2 separate regions of the Homo sapiens genome follow, and region 1 is linked to region 2. Evidence: chromatin contacts called from ENCODE Hi-C or POLR2A ChIA-PET data. All regions are on one chromosome and are shown on one strand. Each heading gives the region's core, a stretch centred on a gene start or an enhancer-like site at or near the end of the contact. The rest is flanking DNA. Distances are from core to core; before and after follow the strand shown.

What was found. Hi-C counts contacts between places; a loop is a spot of excess contacts on that map. ChIA-PET counts read pairs that join two places held with the same protein, here RNA polymerase II (POLR2A). Pooled maps may share reads with other maps.
Region 1: a loop to region 2 is called in a pooled map, with 2.2 times the contacts of the local background. The contact joins two enhancer-like sites. A Hi-C loop is called at or near these places in 1 of 168 maps with a recorded cell type or tissue (CD4-positive, alpha-beta memory T cell) and 10 of 50 pooled maps. POLR2A ChIA-PET finds 5 or more read pairs at or near these places in 2 of 52 experiments (HCT116 and activated naive CD4-positive, alpha-beta T cell).

The regions. Positions count from the first base shown.
Region 1 is chr12:4,141,692-4,144,391 of GRCh38, reverse strand. No RefSeq gene overlaps it. Among named protein-coding and RNA genes, the nearest start is that of CCND2, 130 kb to the left of the region's middle. Within about 2 kb of position 1,296, at least 19 of the 41 ENCODE cell types and tissues checked have a DNase peak (open chromatin) inside an H3K27ac peak, as active enhancers do.
Region 2 is chr12:3,987,279-3,989,978 of GRCh38, reverse strand. No RefSeq gene overlaps it. Among named protein-coding and RNA genes, the nearest start is that of LINC03141, 23 kb to the left of the region's middle. Within about 2 kb of position 1,403, at least 2 of the 41 ENCODE cell types and tissues checked have a DNase peak (open chromatin) inside an H3K27ac peak, as active enhancers do.

The DNA.
Region 1 (2,700 bases), core at 47-2,546, 150 kb before region 2:
CTGCCCGGGCTGGCATATTTCTTGGGAAGTGTTTGAAGATCACTGGCCTATTTGGCACTGGTTTTCTGGGTCTCAGTTTTCCTTTCTATAAAATTAAGAGGTGCCACTCCATGATCCCTAAACTGCATTTCAGCTTTCAATATTTAATTCCACGCATTAGGCTGGGCTCCTGGCTAATGTGTGCATCTGCCGAGGTCATTCCTGTCTCCTAGGCAAGTGTGAACAGACTGGGCAATGCCCCCACTTCTCAGTGTGTTGTATCCCACCTGTCTCTTTCCCTAGTAGCAGGTCGTTTTTTTTGTTTTTTTGTTTTTCTCTCTGTCTCACGATATCACCAAGTGGCACTACCACGTCCTAGCCTAGTGATGTTGGGCAAGTTAACTTAACCTCTCAGAGCTTCAGGTAACAGTGTGCATTCAATAGGAATTCTGCTGCACAGACTCACTACAATATAGGATTTTAAAAAATGCTGAACTATTAAAAGAGGCGGCTTTTGGAGGATGAGATTCTTGAAACTATGTCTTCCATTTCTGTGCTGTTTGAGTTTTTGCTGTGAGCATGTACCTTGCTTTCACAGTAAAATGTGTATTTTAAATGTTATGATTTTGTGTTTTTGACTTAAATGATGCCCACTCAGTATTGCATTATGCTTAATATGCAGCTCGGAGGCTGTGGTCATTACACATGTCTTTGATAACTTTTTATTTATTTTATTTTATTATTATTATTTGAGATGGAGTCTTGCTCTGTCACCCGGGCTGGAGTGCAATGGCGCTATCTCGGTTCACTGCAACCTCCACCTGCCAGTTCAAGCAATTCTCCTGCCTCAGCCTCCCGAATAGCTGGGATTACAGGTGCCTGCCACCACGCCTGACTAATTTTTTGTATTTTTAGTAGAGACGGGGTTTCACCACGTTGGCCAGGCTGGTCTCGAACTCCTGACCTCAGGTGATCCTCCCGCCTTGGCCTCCCAAAGTGCTGAGATTACAGATGTGAGACGCTGCGCCCAGCCGTCTTTGATCCATTTTTTAAATGAAAGAACTGGTTCTTATTTAATAAATAGGGTGAGGATATGAATAGGAGTCAGGGTTGATAAGAAGGCTGGGGTGTTCGCTGTTCTCGAAGGATGTGCCTCCTCTGCAGTACGCACGGTTTTGACTTCCGCCTGGGCAGTGGGAGGGGAGGAACAGAGTCCTTGAGGTGGTGCCAAGGGTGGGGCTCAGGCACGACCGTCAGTGGGGTTCAGGGCTTGGTCTGGGAAGGGCGAGGCAGGAGCAAGCCCTACAAGACAGGAGTGGCTTAGCTGCACTCAGCGCTCGAGGGAAGGAAGCAGCGGGAAGTGGGTGGTTTCAAGTTTTACTTTCAGTTTTCACTCAAAGTCATTTCAGGATGAAACCCATTTAACGGTCAGATCTCTCAGCCAGATTTCTCAGCAAACCTGTGCTCCACCCCACCCAGGTCCTCCAGGTGGAGCTTGCGGGCGGGCGGGGGAAGGTGAGCAGCAGGAATAGAACGTTCTGCAGTGCCTGGCCTGGACCTGGGAGCTGTCCGTCATCCGCATATCTGCAAATTGTCACACCTGGGCTGGGATCAGCTCTACTGCTAGATTCGGGTGAATATGGGCAAGACATTGCACCTCTCTACTCCAGAAATGTGGTCCGCGCTCTTCCAGGTGTCCCCTCAAGTTATTTTCATGGTCTTTACTGTGACCCAAAGGCAATGTTTCTGAAATGTTGACCTGCAGATCCCCTCCCAGAATCCCTTGAGGTGATTGTCCAAATGCAGACTCCTAGGTCACCCCCTGACCCATTGGACCAGTTTCCAGGAGTGGAGTTGAGCATCTTGCTTTTTGATAAACTCTCACGTACTTCAAAGGCTGAGATCCTCTGTCCTAGGGGGTAGAAATTTTACCTTGGTATGTTATACTAATAAGCAACCTGAGCTCAATGGTGGAGCAGGTGCTCCCACCTTCATCCCAGCACTTTGGGAGGCTGAGGCAGGAGGATTGCTTGAGCCCAGGAGTTTGAGACCAACCTGAGCAGCATGGCAAAACCTCGTCTCTAGAAAATACAAAAAAATTAGCCCAGTGTGGTGATGTGGGCCCATAGTTCCAGCTACTTAGGAGGCTGAGGTGGGAGGATCACCTGAGCCCAGGGAGGTTGAGGCTGCAGTGAGCTGTGATCACATCACTGTACTACAGCCTGGGTGACAGAGTGAGACCCCATCTCAAAAGGAAAAGAAAAACCTGAGCTCAAGACACAAACTACACTGCTCAGGATCTGCCAAAGAACCAATCGTAGAGACTTGATTCAAACCCAGAGCTAGGGTGATGGGTGTCCCACTTTGCCTGGGAAAATTCTGGTTTATGCCTGTTGGCATACCTCATTAACAGTAGCCATTTTCCCCACTTGCAAAAGCATCCTGGATTGGATAATACATTTTATGTCTTCCCTATTCAGAGCCCCTAGCCATGACTATACCATACTACTGCCCCTTCAAAAAGGTCAGCTAATGTGGTTCTGGGAACACACAGGATAAAGGGGGCATAACCTGGCTGGGGAGGTAGGTCAGGGGAGACACCTTAGCTATGTATGATTCTCAAATCCCCTCTCTGCCTTTAGGACAGCATTATAGGCAATGGGTACTCTCAAGAAGGACACTGATGAGTAACTGATTTCCATCTCCACTGAAAGCTGCAAC
Region 2 (2,700 bases), core at 154-2,653:
CGTTTACAGTGAGTGATGGAGAATGAGCCCCAGCCCAGTGCTCCTCAAACTTAATGCACAAATGAATCACTTGGTGATCTTGACAAAAATGCAGAATCTGATTCAGTGGGTCTGCAGTGGGGCCCGAGATTCTGCATTTCTACTGAGCTCCCAGGTTAGGCTCATGCACCTGTCCCATGGGCCGCATTTTGAATGGCAAGAGTTTAGGTAGAACAGAGTGCCTTCAGCCTTGGACTCAGTTGTCTTGGTTTCCGTTTCTATTCCTTCCTCTGATGCCCTTCCAGCCCCCATCTTTTCTATTCCCTTCTCCATGAGGAACAAGACAAGAGAAACTAGTCTTGCACTAAAGCAGTGACGTCTAGATCATATCTCAGAAAGGTATTCTTCCAGTCTGTGACATGTTCATGGAGTTGCCAATCACCAAAAAAGTGTGAGTAAGTAGGGGCTGCTTCTGGGGAGGGCAGACAGCCAAGGGTGTCTTCACAGAGGAGTAAATGAAAACTCAGCTGAAGGCAGGGGAATGGATGACATGTTTCTTGAGGGAGCCCTCCCAACCCAAGATTCTGTTATCCTAAGTCAGATCCTTGGCTTTGATAAGGGAAAGGAATTTGTCCTTCCTCTGTCTGGTCAGGAGAGTGACCAGAGCCCGGGCTAGGAACTGGTATCTCTCTGTAGAGGACTTTGGTTACAAGCAAAGCAGTGGGTCTTGAGAAATACGGGGCAGAAAGGCTCATTTGCACTGGTTTTCTAAGGTTTGTTTTGACTTCTAGAAAGAGGGGCAGTCCCACTGCTTCACAATTGCTAGAAAACAGAGACTTCTAACCACAGTGGCATTTAGCTTGTCTCAGCACATTCCCACCTCGTACATCTTTCCCAAACCCACCCAATCCTCCATGTCATCATCTCCACAAAAGGGACAAGGCCAGCTCAGCCCAATCTGATTGCACATTCTCTACTTTGAGTACTCCCCCCAGAAGATGGAAGGCAGGGTTTGGACATGAATCATAGGGGCCCTGAGTACAACTTGCAATGCTGGGGGGAAAACAAAAAAGCAGGACAGTTTCTAGGAAGAACCAGGTAGCCAATGCACCAGGAAGACAAGAAAGTGAGCTCTGGCAGAACAGCATGCTGGGGAGGTGGCCTCGACCACAGCTTGGCTCAAGGCAGCAGCCACAGTGGGGCATCTGAGTAATGGCGGCTGAGTGGCAGTGGATGGGTGCAGGGAGGATTGCTGGAAGAGACAGGGAGGCTGGTGTGAGTGTATGTGTTATTAAAAGTAGAGTCTAAACTGAAACCACATAAGAGAGGCAACAAAGGGGAAGTAGAGCTCAGAGCACAGAGTTAAGAACTTTACCTCTTTACCTGGAGCTTTATCTCAACCACACACAGCCCTCCTCTCAAGGCAAGGGAAGTGCTAAGGGAGACTGTCACTCTCAGAGTCCTGCAAGTGCGTCTCATGCCTCACTTGTTCCGTCCTTTTAAGTCCTCACAAAGAGAGGCAATTGTTAATCCAGAGGGTAGCTGAGTGCTTGCAACCTCTCTGTCTCTCTCTCTTTCTCTCTCTTCAAGCATTTACTTAATACCCACTGTCTATTGGGCATTGTGCTAGAGTTGAGAGTAAGACTGAAGCTATGCTCCCTGTCCTTGAGAAGCAAAAAATTATTGACGGCAAAAAAATAGCTGCGTAGAAGATAATTTTATGTGCCTGGCTTATTCCACTTGACATAATGTCCTCTAGTTCCACACATGTTGTTGCAAATGACAGAATTTCATTCTTTTTTATGGCTCAGTAATACTCCATTGTACATACATAGCACGTTTTCTTTATCCATTCATCCATTTATGGATACTTAGGTTGATCCCATATCTTGGCTATTGTGAATAGTGCTACAAAAAACATGGGAATGCAGATATCTCTTCCTCATAAATATATACACCCATAATAATTAAAAAAAAAAATAATTTTAAAAATAGTTTTAAAAAATGAGATATTAAGCTAGGTGGTGGGCTCATGAGTATTCTTTAAGCTTTCTGTATATCTCACATACTTTATACTGAAAATGAAGTAAATTAAAGCACAGCAATGAGGACCCTCACAGGAAAATGTAGGAAAAGCAAGGAGGGTTTCGTGTAGACCCTGGGAGAGGAATGAGTAGCACTGGCGTGTCATTAATCAAGTGTGACCTGGCACCACTGGAAGCAAGCTGGCCATGATGATTCAGAGAGATCATCAACCGTGAGAAGACTAACAGAGGTTTCAGGTACTTACCTTTGCCGTTATTGTCTTTCAAAATTTATGTTTTCTTGTGTGTCACATGTAAGAAATCTTTGCTAAACACAAGACATCTAATATTTCCCCCTGGGATTTTTGTGATTTCTATATGTTTTATGGTTTTAGCTCTTACATTTTTGTAAATGGTGTGAAGTAAGGGTTGAATTTCTTCCCTCCTCCTCCTCCTCCTTCTTCTTTTTCTTTTTCATATAGTTAACAAAAATTTCCAGAATGATTCATTGAAACATTACTTTCCCCATTAAATTACCTTGACATTTTTGTCAAAAACCAACTGACCATACATGAGTGAGTCTACTCTTGGATTTCTATTTCAGTTCTATTATGGTCAGAGAATATACTTAGAGTATAGTTGGTATAACTTAAATCCTTCTAAATTTATTAAGACTTGGCCTATCTTAGTACATGTT